Linked DNA regions of Homo sapiens: region 1 is linked to region 2. A link is a loop called in an ENCODE intact Hi-C map of the cell type or tissue named here. Cell type or tissue: GM12878. All regions are shown on one strand. Each heading gives the region's core, and the rest is flanking DNA. Links, peaks and the distances in the headings are about the cores only. Region 1 overlaps LOC105377109 (a long non-coding RNA gene). Region 2 overlaps CFAP20DC (CFAP20 domain containing).

The links. A loop is a pair of places that touch in the nucleus more often than their neighbours do. Peaks named below come from ENCODE experiments on the same cell type or tissue, not always from the same donor. Only the 100,000 strongest peaks of a DNase experiment are listed, where the experiment ranks them.
Region 1: a loop joins it to region 2, with 2.3 times the contacts of the local background. A loop is called at or near these places in 1 of 110 quality-filtered maps.

What each region holds. Positions count from the first base shown.
Region 1 is chr3:58,692,573-58,697,955 of GRCh38, reverse strand. All of the region lies in intron 2 of LOC105377109 (a long non-coding RNA gene), which reads right to left. Among named protein-coding and RNA genes, the nearest start is that of FAM3D, 28 kb to the right of the region's middle. In GM12878, for the core only: a CTCF peak has its summit at 2,440 (motif pointing left); DNase peaks (open chromatin) are centred at 249, 3,265 and 3,701.
Region 2 is chr3:58,871,986-58,877,368 of GRCh38, reverse strand. All of the region lies in intron 7 of CFAP20DC (CFAP20 domain containing), which reads left to right. All of the region lies in intron 1 of CFAP20DC-AS1 (CFAP20DC antisense RNA 1), which reads right to left. Among named protein-coding and RNA genes, the nearest start is that of CFAP20DC-AS1, 50 kb to the right of the region's middle. RefSeq lists an enhancer at 2,065-3,264. In GM12878, for the core only: no CTCF peak of the experiment used is centred there; DNase peaks (open chromatin) are centred at 2,618 and 2,698; H3K27ac peaks cover 1,007 bases.

The sequences.
Region 1 (5,383 bases), core at 62-5,061, 180 kb after region 2:
ATATGTAAGATGGCAAACTTAATAAATGTGTGTGTCCTGACTGTGTCACCAACCAGTCATTCACCCATCTCTCTCCCTCTCCTCAGGCCTCCCTATTCCCTGAGACACAACAATATTGACATGAGGCCAATTCATAACCCTACCATGGACTCTCAGTGTTAAAGTGAAAGAAAGAGTTGCACATCTCTCACCTTTTACCAAAAGCTAGAAATGATTAAACTTAGTGAGAAAGTCATATCAAAAGCCAAGACAGGCCAAAAGCTAGGCCTCTTGGGCCAAGTGGTAGTCAAGTGGTAGATGCAAAGTAAAAGTTCTTGAAGGAAATTGAAAGTGCTACTCCAGTGAACATGAATGATAAGATAGCAAAACAGCTTTATTGCTGATAAGGAGAAAGTTTGAGGGATCTGGATAGAAGATCAGGATGCAAAACATTCCCTAAGCCAAAGCCTAATCCAGAGCAAGGCCCTAACTCTCTTCAGTTCTATGAAGGCTGAGACAAGTGAGAAAACTGCAGAAGAAAAGTTGGAATATAGCAAAGTTTGATTCATGAGGTTTAAGGAGAGAAGCTGTCTCCATAACATAAAAATACACAGTGAAGCAGCAAGTGCTGATGAAGAAGCTGCCAGTTATCTAGAAGATCCAGCTGAGATCATTGAAGAAGGTGTTACAGAACAAAGAAATATGTTATAGGAAAGGGGTCCCAATCCAGACCCCAAGAAAGGGTTCTTAGATCTCATGCAAGAAATAATTCAGGGCGAGTCTGCAGTGCAAAGTGAAAGCAAGTTTATTAAGAAACTAAAGCAATAAAAGAATGGCTACTCCATAGACAGAGCAGCCCCGAGAGTTGCTGGTTGCCCATTTTTATGGTTATTTCTTGATGATATGCTAAACAAGGGGTGGATTATTCATTCCCCCCACTTTTTAGACCATATAGGGTAATTTCCTGTCGTTGCCATGGCATTTGTAAACTGTCATGGCACTGGTGGGAGTGTAGCACTGAGGATGACCAGAGGTCACTCTTGTGGCCATTTTGGCTTTGCTCAGCTTCTTTTCTGCAACCTGTTTTATCAACAAGCTCTTTATGACCTGTTTTTTGTGCTGACCTCCTATCTCATCCTGTGACTTAGAATGCCCTAACCATCTGGGAATAAGGCCCAGTAGGTTTCAGCCTCATTTTTCCCAGCTCCTGCTTAAGATGGAGTTTCTCTGGTTCACATGCCTCTGACAAAGGTGGCTAAATCGAACAACAGATTTTCAATGTAGATGAAACAGCCTTCTATTGGAAGAAGACACCATCTAGGATTTTCCTAGCTGGAGAGGAGAAATCAGTGGTGATCAGACCCCAAAATATACAATAAAATGAGTGCATCAGGGACCTTGGACCCAGTGTGGGGGTCCCTGCAATGGTGAGGGGCAGAGGGAGGGAGAGAGATGACAGGAGCAACTGAGTGCATTGGCATTTCCTCTGCAGGCCATAGAAAGGGAGTTTCCCCCACTGCTTTTACCAGAACACCAAGCCTTTGAAGCCTCCCATCCCTCAGGAAGCATTCAACCTTTTAAAAAACAGCCACAATGAAACCCTCCTCTTGTCCAAACATCTCTGATTCCCTCCTGTCTAGTTCTGCTTCAGCTCCATAAACAAAGGTGTGCACTGGCACCCAGTGCAGAAAGCTAAGCCCTTGTGAAAACCTGGATAACTCCTACTCCTGATAAAGGTGGACTGTGTGTGAAGAAAGTACACCCAGCAATAAAACACAGGCTTGGCATAAGGAAACTAGGACAGAAATGTATTTGGCAATCATTTTCTATAACCTTAAAACCGTCCAGCTCTATGAAAAGCATCCTTGCAAACATTTGTTTTTGGTGTTTTGTGAGTGTGGGCACAGGTAGGTGTAAAAGGAAAATCTTGGGGCCCCAAAATTACTAAGCTAAAGGGAAAAGTCAAGCTGGGAACTGCTCAGGGCAAACTTGCCTGCCATTCTATTTAAAGTCATCCTTCTGCTCACTGAGACAGATGCATAGTCTGATCTCCTCCCTTGAAAAGGCTTATCAGAAACTCAAAAGAATGCAACCATTTGTCTCTCACCTACCTGTGACTTGGAAGCCCCCTCCTTGCTTCAAGGTGTCCTCCCCTTTCTGGACAGAACCAATGTACTTCTTATATGTATTCATTGATGTCTCATGTTTCCCTAAAGTGTATAAAATCAAGCTGTGCCCCGACCACCTTGGGCACATGTCCTCAGGACTTCCTAAAGCTGTGTTATGGGCACTCGTCCTCAACCTTGGCAAAATAAACCTAAGTTAACTGAGACCTGTCTCAAATTTTGGGGGTTCACATTTGGTAACCACGGGGGCATTCTGAGTGGAGATGCTCCTGACCTTTGACAAATTTCCTGTGGTGCTTGGTACGAGCATGAGCTAACGTTATGGCTGAAACCAATAGGACAATTTGCTGAGGTCTGAGAGCACCCCCTTCAGGGAATCCCTGATCTCTCAAAATTTGGTCAAGATCTAAAGTTTATTTTGCTGTACAACTCCTCTTTTTTTGGAGTTTTACTTGCTTCCAACACAAGGAAGGCAAGTTTTTCTGCTTCCATGATGGTGGAAGGCAGGTAACTCCTTTATGGAGTTTGATTTGAGCTCACTTCTGACAGGGAAGACGAGCTTTTTTTTCCTGCTTCTAGGATGGTAGACAGAAGTCTTCAGCCTAAGATCCATCCCTGGGTCTTAGTAACTGAATTGGAGTTTGTCTTGGTTAAGTTGAGATTAACAACCAGCTGGACTTAATTTCTCCTTGCCATTAGAGCACTCAGTGATCATATTGTTGGGGGTGTTGTTTGTTCTGGTCTTTCTCCCATCAGATTTGACCAACTCTACCTGAGTTGGTCAAATCCAAGTGAGAATTCCAAATTATGGGAAACAGGGCCTCTCTAATTTTGCTAAAATTCCTCACAGCTGCAAAAGAAAAAAAAAGCCATGTGTTTGGGCTCTGTGTTTGCTTCCTGCCTTAAAAAAAAAAAAAATCTTTCATTTATTTTCCTTCCACCCTATATCTCCTTTCCCCTTTTGCCATCTGCAGTACCAAAAAATTTAGAGAAGGAGTCTAATGACTTGAACCCCTTTTAAAGAATTCAGAACAAAGGCACCACTCACCTGCTTTTGGGGTGTTCTGTTCTCTTTGGGGAGTTTCAAGAGTCAAGGGCATATTTCTTTTAGGTCTAAAGCTGTTTTCCTGTATTGCATGACCTGACTTTTTTGGCTTTGGGGTTCCAGAAATGACTTTGCACTGTGAGAGGATTTGACCTTGGCATGTATAATGTCACACGAGAGCTACAAAGTAACGGGTAGCTGAGTACAGTTTACAGGAAGTGATCTTGGCTGGTTTTTTTATTTTTCTCTTGTAGGAAGTTGTTGTTTTAGGATCCTAATTCTAGTTCGGAGATGCATTCTAAAGAGTCTTCTCTATTGCTTTTTCTCCCAAATTAATCTTAATTTGGTTTGTCTGTGCATATTTGCATGAGGAACTGAACTGTTGTTTTCATACGTTAATGAGTGACTGAGTTTTCTCAGCTCTTAAGAGAAAGGGCATTTGCTCCCCTCAGCCGAAAAGTGCCCTAGGTGACTGAAGGCCTCTGGGAGTGCCTGGAGGATTGACCCCCTACAATGTGCAGCTGCCCTGCAGGAAAATCCCCAACAAAAATTAATTTTTAAAATGGCTTGTCCAGGAAACACATATAAGAGCTGATCACCCAGTGTTTTGAGTCCTCTCTGACTGAGGTCATAGACCTCTGGAGAGAGAAACAAGACACTTAAGAGGGTGGAAACCACTCAGTGGTGACACACTGTGGAGTCCTGCCCACCAGCAGCACACATGGATCCGTCCACAAAAACCCTAGGCCACAGCTCAGTTCCTCCTTTTAAGATAAAAAAAAAAGGTAGGAAACAAATGATCTAAGAATGAAGAGAAAACAAGGAGAATGACTCCCTTTCGAGCACTCCATAGGTTTTATGGTGCCTCTACTTGCCAGAGCTTATATAATATGGAAATAATATGGCCTTTGTGTACATTTATGTTAAGGAAAAAGAGCCCTAAGGTCGATCTGCAAACTATAGAGTTCCTAAGTCCTTTTTTAATCTATTTTTTACTTTCTGCTTGCTCTAAACCTGCTGCTATTTTTCTATTAAGATAAAAACCACTGTTTAGATCCAACAAGTTCTTTTTGCAAGCCAGTGAATTTGTATTTATCTCATGGCTAAAAGTTCTAAAGTAAAAGCTATAGAATCTTCTGTGTGTGTGTGCGTGTGCATGTGTGTGTGTATTTCAAAGGCCTTTATCATTTCTACAATGTTATCTTTAATTAGCAATTAAGTCTGTTTTAATCTCCCTCTAACACACCAAACTTCTTCTCTCTGCACCTTATAATGTAAATTTCGCTATTTGATTTTCACCTGAGTTGTTTCCTTTGATATGCAAATTAGCTGGCAACTGCTCAGTCTTGTGAAACAGGTTATCAACAATCTGAAAGTCTAAGGAAAAAAAAGTTTTTATGAATCTATAAGATGTACTTCTATCAGCATGCCTAATATGTCTATGTATTTATGTGTTGTGTACACAATGTTTCACCACTAAAAATATATAAAAGAGCTCTAATTAATTGGCTTAAAAAAATAAAAGTGTTTAAATCAGGTACTAAAAAAGAAAAGACTAGTCAAATGCTTTTTCAAGTTTATGTAACTTAAGTAAAATATTTAATAACTAATCTAGCTTTAAAATTATTGATAAAGTAATATTAGAAATATCTTAAGAATTTCCAGCATAAATTTCTGTTTGCATTTATTAATCAAGCAATTCCATACTTATCCCTGCCAAATACTATAAGGTGTCAAAATTTGGTATAGGGGTTACAAAACTATAAACCCAGCCCAAAAAAGGATGATCTTTGCTTGTGTAATTTTTAATAAATAAGACATTGATATTGGTTTAATGAAAATAGCTGCATCTTGAATTTAGTAAGATTACCATAACTTCTAATCCTGTGGCTTTAGGCAGTATAGTCCACAGGCGGTAAGGAGGTTTGTTTTGGGAAAGGACTGTTATCATCTTTGTTTCAAAGCTAAACTATAAACTAAATCCATCCCAAAGTTAGTTTGGCCTACGCCCAGGAATGAACAAGGACAGCTTGGAAATTAAAAGCAAGATGGAGTCAGTTAGGTCAAATCTTTTTTACTGTCTCAGTTAAAATTTTGCAATGGCAGTTTCATAACTTTAAATGATGACTATAGCAGTTTTCATAAATAATCTAGTAAACAATTAAAACAAAATAATTAGGTAAAAGGAATAGGATAAATACTTGTAGATAAATTCATCATAATTTAGAATCTA
Region 2 (5,383 bases), core at 300-5,299:
TAGCTCTTATCACAGCTATAATCATGTAGTTATTTATAAATTATTTGCTTTAACATCTGTCTGCCCGTCAGACTGTGAGCTCTTTGAAGGAGGTGGCTGTGTCCACCTTACTCCCTGTCTTACACAGTACTAGAGCAATACATGCCCGACTAAATGCCTGGTCACTGCTCAAAGTGTGGATGAAGGAAGGAATAAATGACTGTGAACAGACTTACTAAACTGTTAAATACTATTCACGGTGGAAGGTGTTAATAGCATATTTACTAGGTATTAATAGCATTACTCCCTACTGGGCACAGTGTTTAACATGTTACATGCATTGTTTCATGTGCTCTAACAAAAATGCCATGACTTCAGTACTACGATTATCCCAGTCTTACGGATGAAGAGGTGAGGCTTAGAAAGGTTAAGTACCTTTTCTAAAATAATACTGCTGTACAAGATCAGCCTTTTTTGTATTTGTTACATTCTTAATAGCAATGCACATATACTACAATGAAAAGTAATCCAAGTTTGGACTTTTGGTACCAGCTTTAATTCTAATTTGATTGTTAGATAATAGATGTAAGTCTTGAGCATGACCCCTCAGTGATTAGATATGAAAATTCAACAGGTTTTTCTGGTTAAGCTTTGAAAACCGTGCAAATTTAAATGACTATAATAATTAGAACATTGTATCTTGAGACAAAAATGAATGTTTATTTTTCTAAAAGACAATTAGAGAGTAGACCCTCAGGTTTTACAATCTAACTACAAAGGCATGTACCCCTCAGTAAAATAGGAAAATAATTAGTGGTAACATCTCTGACCTACACCAAGTTCATTTTCCACAAACTCAAGGAAATGAAATGCCTAGAACATGACTTTAATCTAATCTTGATTTTTAACCTTATATTATGCATATTGATATCAGCTCTTAAAAGAGCTCCTTTTAGAATTCAAAAGCATGCATTTCTGCTTGTAGTTTTCTTTTATTAAGATTTTTCTCATTATGGAAACTTTGTCTCATCTACTTTTTATTTTAGAAACCAAAGTTCTAAATTACTTTTCTTAGTAGGTGTTAATTAGGACCCGATTATGGTAGATGCATAGCACAATACGTGTTTATAGAGATAATTGTGACAATTAATATGATTATACACAGATTTTTTAAAGTGAAGCAGGACTTAAGAATTGGTGTGTTCATTATAATAACAAGTTTAACGAGGTCTATTAAAGAGATACTAAATAGTGGAATATTGGTATACTTTGCTTTGTGAAAAATAAAGTGTACCAAATGTGCAAAATTTTTAAAAATAAACATTAATTTAAATATACTGTGGTAGATTACTCTTTAAATAAATTCTATAGTAGATAGGATTATGAAATATAGAATGTCTGTTTTCTGTGATTTGGGAATAATAGCATATCGGGTGTGGGTGTATCTTTAATAGACACTGGGTGTCCACTACTAAGCAAGAGATTCCTCTAAGAAATTTGAAGTATTTAGTTTTAATTTTGTTAATAACTATGAACTGGTTAATATGTTCATTTTGTCAAATTTTAGTTGGAACTGTGTATGATTTCTAAAATACTCCCTCCCCACAAAAGTTCTTTTTAATTTTTAATTTTCCATAATTTGGTGAGATTTATCCATTATCTACAATAGGCTAAGCTGGGCTCAGCTGATGGAGGTACCTACTGTGCCAAATTAATGGTCTTTCTACAAAAGAACTTACATCGATTGAGGGGAAACTTCCTTATAGAGAAAGAATATGAAAAAACATCAGGAAATTGTTCTTGTAAAATATTTGAACAGAAAAATGGCCCTTAGCTGAACATTGAGCTCCCAGGATTGGAAGAGGGAAGAAAGGCCACGTGCTGGTACAGAAATCCCTCCCAGGCCCACACCATGTCCCACAGAGCCCTTCATTACTCTCCGCACCCATTTTTCTCTGAAAAAATCAACATTTGAGAACCAAATGAATAGTCTAGAATTTGTTCTACTTAGTCACAAAAGGCACAAATATTGACTATAATAGATTTTTCCAATTGCTCTGGAATGTGAATGTCATTTCTTCCTATTGTCAATCGTGAGAGACTGTTTTGTTGACTCCAGTTGAATATAAATAGCTGGTAAAAAAAAATACATATGCACACATAACCAAGTCTATTTGGTGACACTAGGAAATTTCATGTGTAATCCAAATAGCATCTGACTGCAGTGCCATAGCACTGCTACTGTTGAGAGCATCATCATTTATGAGAACATCAACGTTTTGTTCATTGTTATCCCTTCTCTCTCATCCCTCACGTCCTGGAGTTGCCCAGACCTGCCTAGTCTTCCTTTTTGATTCACACATAGAACTCCCAGGTAGATTTCTCTTAAAATGAACTTCAAACCATAGTTAGACATTTTTGAGTCATTTAATCCAACTTCCCTTCTGACTCATTTCATTTAATGAATCATTCATTTTGCTCAGCAAGGAACTATTATGTGCCTATTCTGTGTCAAGCACTGGGCTAGGTGCTGGCAGTTCAGGGTGACAGAAGCAGGCCACTGAGTTTATGTCTACTGAAGCACACATTAATTAGAGAATCCCATGGACATGTGTAAAAGTTCAATTCTGACAAGTTCTATGAGGGAAAATTTATGGAAGAGCCTATATTGGAGGAACTTACCCTAATCAGAAAGGTCTGCAAAGACTTGTCTGAGGAAATGATATGTGAACTGAGGCATAAAGGTCAAGAGGGAAAGGAAAAGCCTTCTTGCCATGAACAGCATACACAAACACTCTAGTAGGCAGGAAGAACTGAGAAGGCCCGTCTACCGAGAGGGCAGAAAACGAGAGGTGTAAGATACTCAGACATGTCAGAACATGCAGGGTTTTGCGGGCAATGTTAAGAGCCTTCATCTTACTCCTGAGAGCAGCAGAGAAGCCACTGAAGAACTTTAAGTGAAGGAAAGGAAATGACTCAATTAGATTTATGTTTGTATAAAACCTCTCTGGCTGCATTTTGGAGGAGGGATGGCATGGGGCACCAGCGTGGACACAGTAAGTCACACAGTAAGGCTTTGTCATCATCCAGGAGGAAGAGGATGTCAGTGCTGGTGGAGGAGATGGAAGGAAGTGGACATGGATGGGATATGGAGAGATCAGGGGAAGGTGTCAAGCATGACACCTAGATTCTGACTTTTCAAACCAGATGGATTGTGGTCCCATTCATTAGACCAGGTTTCCAGTTTGAAGTGCCTTTCAGACACTGAAGAGGAGCTGGTAAAGAGGCTACTGGATATAAGGAGTGGAGCTCAGAAGAGAGGACAAGGCTAAGAGATATAAATTAAGGAGTCACCTGATGTCTGAATCTGCCTTACGGCATCCAGAATAGCTATCCAGACTTCTGCTTCAACACCTGCCTTACAGCATCCAGAACAGCTATCCAGACTTCTGCTTGAACACCTGCCTGACAACATCTAGAACAGCTATCCAGACTTCTGCTTCAACACCTGCCTGACAACATCTAGAACAGCTATCCAGACTTCTGCTTCAACACCTGCCTGACAGCATCCAGAACAGCTATCCAGACTTCAGCTTGAACGCCTGCCTGACAACATCTAGAACAGCTATCCAGACTTCTGCTTCAACACCTGCCTAACTGCATCCAGAATAGCTATCCAGACTTCTACTTGAGCACCTGCCTGACAGCATCCAGCATAACTATCCAGACTTCTGCTTGAACACCTGCCTGACAACATCCAGAATAGCTATCCAGACTTCTGCTTGAACACCTGCCTGACAGCATCCACCATAGCTATCCAGACTTCTGCTTGAGCACCCGCCTTATACCATCCAGCATAGCTGATCCAGACTTCTGCTTGAACACCTGCCTGACAGCATCCAGCATAGCTGGTCCAGACTTCTGCTTGAGCACCTGCCTTACAGCATCCAGAATGGCTATCCAGACTTCTGCTTGAGCACCTGCCTGACAGCATCCAGAATAGCTATCCGGAATTCTGCTTGAACAGCTGCCTTACAGCATCCAGCATAGCTATCCAGACTTCTGCTTGAGCACCTGCCTTACAGCATCCAGCACAGCTATCCAGACTTCTGCTTGAGCACTTGCCTTACAGCATCCAGAATAGCTATCCAGACTTCTGCTTGAGCACCCGCCTTACAGCATCCAGAATGGCTATCCAGACTTCTGCTTGAACATCTGCCTTACAGCATCCAGAATAGCTATCCAGACTTCTGCTTGAGCACCTGCCTTACAGCATCCAGAATAGCTATGCAGACTTCTGCTTGAGCACCCGCCTTACAGCATCCAGAATGGCTATCCAGACTTCTGCTTGAGCACCCGCCTTACAGCATCCAGCACAGCTATCCAGACTTCTGCTTGAGGACCTGCCTGACAGCATCCAGAATAGCTATCCAGACTTCTGCCTGAGGACCTGCCTGACAGTATCCAGAATAGGAATCCGGAATTCTGCTTGAACAGCTGCCTTACAGCATCCAGCATAGCTATCCAGACTTCTGCTTGAGCACCTGCCTTACAGCATCCAGCATAGCTCTCCAGACTTCTGCTCAAATGCCTTCAAAATGACAAAAAATTTATCACCTCAACAGCCAGACATATTTAGAGAAAGATAACCCTTGTGTTGGACTAAAAGCTTCCTGAAGTAAATTCTTCTCATTAGTTCTGATTCTGCCCTTTAGACAAATGGAATTTCTCTCCTACCTAATAGGGCTTCCAGAATTTCAAGAAAAATGACATGGTTTTTACCTCCTCACGACTTCAACATCTACCTCATGTCTCCTGTTCAGCAAAAATTCTTTCAGTTCACTTCAGCAATCTAGCCCTTGCCTTTATCTTCAGATTTATCTATTACAAACACAAAAACAGACCCAAAACACACCCATACATACACACACTACTTCCACTCAGACCTAAATATCTGGATCTTGCTGAGTATGGTATATTTTCACAAACCCATGTGTCTTTTTTTTTTTAAGACTGATGCATAGGAGTGGTTTTTAATCCCCCTACATGTAAAATTATAGCTCTACAGCAGAGGCTAATGAGACCAACTAGCTAGCTAGAGGAATTTTTGCAGGGAGTAGGTCAGGCAGGAAGTGGCCAGTAGCTTATATATGTCCAGGACTGGTGGGCAAATGTGGACTTACTTGGGACCATCATTGTAATGTTTAAGTTGGTCCTGTCTTACAGGTGGGTCACAGCAGAAGGCTTTCTAGGTAATGGGCAGTGTTTTCAGTTAAAGGCTATCACCCTCACCTGCCCTGTTAGTCAGAGGAGGCTAATTGCAGTCACAAAGAACCCCTCAGTTGTAGTCCAATCAGGAGTTCCTTGGGAAGCCTTTTATGTCGTCATTCAGGGACCTGCATCT